Linked DNA regions of Homo sapiens: region 1 is linked to region 2. Evidence: chromatin contacts called from ENCODE Hi-C or POLR2A ChIA-PET data. All regions are on one chromosome and are shown on one strand. The core of a region is the stretch at or near the end of the contact, and the rest is flanking DNA. Distances in the headings are between cores, read along the strand shown.

Region 1 (3,492 bases), core at 305-2,804, 78 kb after region 2:
GGAGGCAGAAGTTGCAGTGAGCCGAGATAGGGCCACTGCACTCCAGCCTGGGCGACAGAGCGAGACTCCATCTTAAAAAAAAAAAAAAAAAAAAAAAAAACAGCCATTTTTCCAAAAAGATTTAATGATGAGGGAAAATGTTTAAAGCATACAAATGAAAGAAACAGGATAACTTATGTTTGATAAGATCATTTTTAAAATTTTAAAATTTTATTTATTTATTAAATTATTTTTTTGAGACGTCTCTCTGTCCCCCAGGCTGGAGTGCAGTGGCGTGATCTTGGCTCACTGCATCATCTGCCTCCTGGGTTCAAGCGATTCTTCTGCCTCAGCCTCCTAAGTAGCTCGAATTACAGGCATGCGCCACCATGCCCAGCTAAATTTTTTTGCATTTTTTAGTAGAGACAGGATTTCACCATGTTAGCCAGGCTGGTCTCGAACTCCTAGCTTCAGGTGATCTGCCCGCCTTGGCCTCCCAAGTGTTGAGATTACAGGCATGAGCCACTGCGCCCAGCCTCTCAATTTGCTTTTGAAAATATACAGCATACATGTGACATTGATTTGCCTTGAAAACATGATGCTAAGTGAAAGAAGCCAGTCACAAAAGACTACACAGCATGTGATTCTATTTACATGAAAGGTCCAGAACAGGCAAATCCATAGAAACACAAAGTCCATTTGTGATCGCCAGGGGCTGGGTTGGGCTGGGGGAGGGGAGCAACTGCTAGGGGGATACCTTTTTGGGGTGATGAAAATATTCTAAAATCAAATAGTGGCGAGAGTTGTATCAACTCTGTGAATATACTGAAAACCACCAAGTTGTACACTTTAAAAGAACAAATTTTATGGTATACAAATTTTATTGAAATAAAGCTATTATTTAAAAATGTACCTATAGGCAATTGAAAAAAGACTGGAAAGAAATCCGATAAAATATTAGATGATAGGGTTTATTTCCTAACTTATTCATTTTCTTCTATACATTCCCCTATATTTTCCAAAGTTTTCACAATGTAAATCCACGATTTATTCATCGTACCCACGCACATTGGTTAAGAAACTCAGTCATTGTAAATCTGTAAAAAGACAAAAAAGGGGCAAACATTGCCTATAACAGAGCCTTCTCGGGGACTTCCTGTGACTCTCACCCCCACTCCCAAGATAGGTTCACATGGTAGTGATTTGTGATGTTCACCCCAATTTTCCATTCTCTCCTCTCCCAGCAGACAGCACTACCTGGTCCCCTTGGGGCTGGGTGGGGCCATGTGACTGGTGCTGACCAGCCGTTTGTTAGTGAAAGTGACATGTCACTTCTGAGCCAGAGCATTTAATGGCTAGTGTGAGACACTTCTTTCTGCTGAAGTATCCTGCATACATTCAAGATGAGGTTGCTGTGTCAGCTCAGGTTGTGGAGACAGGACAACACAGAGCTGTCCCAGCAGACCTGAGATGGGCACGGAATGGGCATGAGATAGACAGCTTTGCTGTCCTAAGCCACTGAGCTCCTGGGGGTGGTTGTTGCTATCACAGCACAGCGTAGCCTGCACTGACTCATGCACACAGACGGTGAGGTCTGAGGAGCTGCCACCAATGTTAGTCATCTGCAGCTGCTGTCCAAAGTAAAATATATCAATAACTGCATGTTCCATTGCTGCACAGCACCTCACTTCCTTTGCTTTTTTTTGTTGTTGTTTTGTTTTGTTTTGAGATGGAGTCTTGCTCTGTCACCCAGGCTGGAGTGTGGTGGTGTGATCTTGGCTCACTGCAACCTCTTCCTCCTGGGTTCAAGCAATTCTCCTGCCTCAGCCTCCTGAATAGCTGGGATCACGGGCACGCCCCACCATGCCTGGCTAATTTTTGTCTTTTTGGTAGAGATGGGGTTTCACCATGTTGGCCAGGCTGGTCTCGAACTCCTGACCTTGTGATCTACCCACCTCAGCCTCTCAAAATGCTGGGATTACAGGTGTGAGCCACCGGACTCGGCCACCTCACCTCCTTTTCTATTTAAAATGCCTTCATGTCTACTTTTGAGCTTTCTTCAAAACAAAGCTAGGAGGTAAGAAAATCAGTTACTTTTCTCATTTAACAGTCCAAGAAACAGCAACTCAGACAAACTAAGTGTTTTGTCATTGGCCCCCCACCCACTTAATGGCATTATCCGGCCCTCTAACTCTCTGCCCAGTGCCCTGGCTACAGTGGCTTCTCAATCTGGTCCAAGAAGAATCAATCACCAGGCCAAGCACTAAAGCAGCATAGTTTGTGCAGTTAAAGATTATCCTTAAAATAAAACAGAGACTTTACTATCAAGGGGGCACCAGTGCACAGCTTTGAAGAATCTGCTAGAAACAGGCACAAAGAAATGAGTCAAGAAAGAAAGACAGCCACCCTGCATTTCGCCAAGGTGACCTTGGCCTTGGAAAAGTAACCAGAGAATTAAAATTGGAAGGTGTAAGGAGATCCAAAAATCTCCAAGACAGAGAAATGTAGGAGGCGCTGTCTTCGGCTTAGAAAGAGAGCTCCTGATGCGAGACAGCGACACAGAGGGAGAAGGATGGGTGTGAGCCCACAGAATGCTGTCCCAGGACCTCGTCCCCCTGCTCTCTACAGCTCTAATGCTTTGTGTTCCAAAATGGAAATGTCTGTCTTGCTTTTTTCTGATTTGTAAAAGTAATACTTAGTGCAAAAATTTAAATGCTGGACTACTGCATAGAGTGGAGCGTGAAAGGGCCTTTTAATCACATCCCTCAAGGATAACCACTGCTGGCAGTTCAGCATCTCTCTTTCCACAGTTTTTTCTATGCATGTATCATAGAATAGCCAGGATCTATGCTATGGATAATGGATCTCTATCTATCTATCCATCATCCAATCCATCTATATCTATCATCTATCTATCTATCTATCTATCTATCTATCTATCTATCTATCTAATCTATCATCTATCTACTTGGCTAATCTATATTGTTTATCCTATACTGTTATAGTATATATATATATGTCTATATTGTTATACCTTCTCTTTATAAAAATGTATCCACCTTTCCACTGTCCTAGACAACTAGCTCACACTTCATCTTTACTCCCCATTCTCATTCATAGCCTGCCATCTTGCTTCCTGTTGCACTGAGAAAACAGAAGCCACCAGAAGAGAAATTCCTTAAACTCCCACTACCACAACACCTTCTTCTCTGCATCAGGGCTGCCTGCTCTGCCTTCCCTCCTATGGCCCACTGTGGGTGTCCTCCTAGCCAAGGCCAGTCTTTCCTTCTGTTTGGATCCCAAACCTATTGTCTACTCAAGGACACGCTGCAGCAGCTCTTCCCTCTCTCTCCCGTATCCCCAAAGTTCCCCCCTCATTCCCCCTGCCCCCACCCCGGGATCTTTTGCAGAGCATCCAAAAACACTGTCCTTCATCGATTCTTAGTTCTCCCCTCATCTGACCCATCGGTAGCATTTGACACAGTTGCTCACTCCCTCCTCCTGGAAACACCT
Region 2 (3,719 bases), core at 1,162-3,661:
CACCTGAAGTGAGAGGCAGGGTGAAGCCCAGCAAAGCTTTCTGCACTGTGTGACTGCAGGGGGCAAAGGATATTCATGGAGAAAAGAAAGAAAAACCCCAACAGGGATTTTCTTCAGTGCATGGAACTGGTTTTGTTTTATTTTGTTTTTTAGAGTTTCCTGCAACTTTCTATTTTTTTTCTATACATGAATGCCAATTATTTTTACACTTTTACCAAAGACAAAACCCTTTTCAAGGATTCTGTACGCATCCCCTGAGAGTACTGGTTCTAAACCTTGACTACATGTTAAAATCACCTAGGGAACTTTAAATACGCCAATGCCTGGGTCCCACCGCGAGGTGATTCAGATTTTAGTGCTTGGCAGTGTGGCCTGCCCAGGTGATTATAATGTGCAGATTGAGAGCCACTGCCCTAAAATGAGTATGCACTAGAGAGGTCGAATAAAAGATATGCTCTTACCAAGCACCCATATCCAGGAAGGCCATGTTCAGTTGTATGAGCTGCGTACTGCATACCTCCAGGGGACACCATTTGCATAGCCTATAACATAAAAGTGCCTCCCTGGAGTTATGCAATGTGGCAGCCTTGTAAGTATGGATATATAAATTACATATTCATAGATACATAATTTAAACATTGATTGCATCTGTTCACTATAATTCTCAGTGGGAGGGATGGAAATGATGTTCAGTAGGATATACAGAGTATTTTGGAAGACTTAGTTTATATTGTCTGGGATTTTAAAATTTGGTGAATCATTCTCCAAGAAGATGATTATAAATTTAAAAAAATAAATAAATAATAAAATCTGATGAAGGTTAAGATAACAATAAAAACACCGAAAGCCAAGGTGACCATGTCAATCTAGAACCATGGGTTGCACGGGACAGAGAAGACTGAGAGAGAGGATGCATCTGAGAGGGCTGGGACGTGTGCAGAAGCACAAGTTTGGATGGGAAGTCTCCAGCAGGCAGTCCGTGGAGGTGTGGCTGGTGGCAGAATTGTTGGAGCAATGGGAGCATCCTGTGGAGTATTTTCCCTCTGCCATGAAGCATTCCTGTTTCTGCCACTGCTATCATTCAGAGATTGAATCTAATTCCCTGCTCTTGGACCTGAGGTGACCTTTGACTTCTTTTAATGAGTAGAATGCAGTGCAAGTGATGCTATATAAGTATAATGGTTTCAGTCATTTTCAGCTTCTGCCTTTACTTCTTTAATGGCTCCTTCTTGGACCCTCACTGCCATTCTGTGAGGAAGCCCAGGCAGCCAAGTGGAGAGGCCCACACAGAGGAACCAAGGCTGCCAGTCAACAGCTCCGCAGATCCCCAGCCAGTAGCCCGGTGGAGCCATGTGAGTGAGGCAATTCTGTAACCTTCCAGCCATCCCAGGGTCCCAGCTAACACTAGGCAAAGCAAAGGAAACACCCGGTCAACCCACAGAATGGAGAGAAATGATACATTTTTGTCGTTTTGAGTCACCAAGTTTCAGAGTATTTTGTGACTCAGAAATAGGTGGCTGAAGCAGGGCCACTTCTGCTCTGCAGGTGGGCACAGGCCAGTCTGCTGGAAGGGTATGTGTGTTGAACTGGCTCTGAGGCCTTGTGAGGTTAGACGTGCTGGAAGATCCTAATAGGGAAAGGTTTCTTTACAAAAATTATACTTATCAAAGTTATATATATACACACACAGACACATATGTGTGTGCGTGTGTGTGTGTGTGTGTTATATAGTGGCAACAACTCAGTTACATCAGAAAGGCTTACAATGAAAAGCAATCGTGTCTCTCCTGCTGTACTTGCCCCTGTTCACTCCCAGTCCTACTCCCCCAAGACAGCATCTTTTGCCAGTTGCTGTTTATGGATTTTCTCCACACTCCAAATCACATACTTATACCTCCGTTCCTCAGTTACCATCTTTAGACAACAGCTATTCACTCCCCAATACCTAAGATGAGCATTTAGCTCACTACTCCCAATGTCTGAACTTTCATGACTATTTTTGACTCCTGCATGAGCATTTCCTCTTCTGACAGCAGTCGCTGATTCCCAGCTCTGTAAGATGAGGACATCAGTGCCCCTCCCTTTCTTTCTGCTTTTCTCTTCCCTTCTTCAATCACTCGTGTTTTGTGCCTCTGCTTCTACCACTTCATAGCACTGTGGTGTTTAATCTCGGGTGCCTGGGCTTCCTGGGAGAGCAGCCATGAATTCCTTAAAATTAAGTGTAAAATTGTGTGTGTGTATTTATGATCCATTTCCTGGGGAGAGTCCAGAGCTTTCATCAGACACTCCCAGAGGGGTCAAGCTCGGGTGCTGTATGGGACTCTGTACTGAGGTCTTCCGTCCGCCACCAGAGCCACCCTCATCCTTCTTCAGACTTCCGGCTGGGTGTGGCCAATGGGGGGCCCGGGCAGGAGTAGCAGGAAGGGGACGAGGAGAGTGAGGAAAGGCATTTGCTTATTCCTGTGGCTCCGTCTCTGCTGGGTCATCTCGGGCTGGTTGAGTCTCAGCTGAAGGACCTTACTCCGCCAACGGTTGCCTTTTCCACGTAGCTATCTCCTTTGGTAAAGGCTTAATTGTTCCTAGCCCCAGGTCACTGCATTTTTCTTGGTGGTCTTATACACCCTGCCCATACCTTTGTAAACAGTCCTTTTAATAAGTCATCTGGAATTCTCTTAATTTGATTGTGACATTTGTTTCCTGTTGGGACTCTGTAATGACCATGTTCCTCGGACACAAACTCTGAGACAGAGGTTATATGCAGGAAGTTTTCGGACAGTGCTCTTGGGCAGAGGGAGGAGTTGAACTGCGATGTTGTCACCATGAGGGCTGGAGCTGGCCCTGTGGGAGATCTGAAGCTGGGATAGTCTTTGGAGTTATTCCAGTCCAGGCAAGGGGGCCCAAATGACCAGACATTGGATGCCAGGAGGGGACATAAGCTTGGTCAAAGTGGGTCTCTTCAGGTGAGGGCAGTTCTCAGGAAGGGCCCCCTGGCAGCAGGGACAGCCTGGCCTCTAGGGCAAGGAGAGCCTGGGTCTCAAAGCGGGAGGGGTTGGGGGTTATGGGGAGGCCCCTGGAATGCACTGCAGACCCAACCTTGGTCTGGTCGCTAGGCCGGGCCTTTTGTTCGCTGCATCCTGACACCTAGCACAGTGTCCCACACAGTGTAGGAGCTCAGCCAATATTTGTTGAATGAATGACTGAATGGAGTAACAACAAGCTTCTTTAATTGATTAAAATTCATAAAACTCAGAGCGCTTATGTATCGCTGCTTTTTTCAATTTTTATTTTTTAACTTTTTGTTTTGAAATACTTTCACACTTAGAAAAAAACTTATAAAAATGAGACAAAAATCATCCAGGTTTCCCAACTTGTAACATTTGCCTCTCTCTCTTATATATGTGTGTATATACACGTATTCACATATATATACGCAAACTGTTATTAATTTCTGAAACACTTTAGAAAGTTGGAGACCTCCTGCCCCTTTATCGTTAAATATTTCAGCATCTATCTCCTAAACATGAAGACATCTTCTTACACACCTGCGGTGCAATTTATCAAATTCAAGAGATAGAACACTGACTCATAGCTACTATCTGATGTACAGTCCCTTATAGAAACTCCCTCCCCACGTCAAGGATTTGATCCCGGATTACACCCTGCCCTCCACTGTCTTGTCTCTTGGTCTTTTTCCTTTGTCCTTCATGGCCCTGGCATTT

Evidence for each region. A loop is a pair of places that touch in the nucleus more often than their neighbours do. ChIA-PET counts read pairs that join two places held with the same protein, here RNA polymerase II (POLR2A). Pooled maps may share reads with other maps.
Region 1: a pooled map shows a loop between it and region 2 (2.1-fold over the local background). The contact joins two enhancer-like sites. A Hi-C loop is called at or near these places in 2 of 168 maps with a recorded cell type or tissue (sciatic nerve and tibial artery) and 1 of 50 pooled maps. POLR2A ChIA-PET finds 5 or more read pairs at or near these places in 4 of 52 experiments (AG04450, H1, RWPE1 and 1 more).

The regions. Positions count from the first base shown.
Region 1 is chr20:17,745,578-17,749,069 of GRCh38, reverse strand. No RefSeq gene overlaps it. Among named protein-coding and RNA genes, the nearest start is that of BANF2, 47 kb to the right of the region's middle. Within about 2 kb of position 1,554, at least 2 of the 41 ENCODE cell types and tissues checked have a DNase peak (open chromatin) inside an H3K27ac peak, as active enhancers do.
Region 2 is chr20:17,824,088-17,827,806 of GRCh38, reverse strand. All of the region lies in intron 2 of LOC107985440 (a long non-coding RNA gene), which reads left to right. Among named protein-coding and RNA genes, the nearest start is that of BANF2, 130 kb to the right of the region's middle. Within about 2 kb of position 2,411, at least 7 of the 41 ENCODE cell types and tissues checked have a DNase peak (open chromatin) inside an H3K27ac peak, as active enhancers do.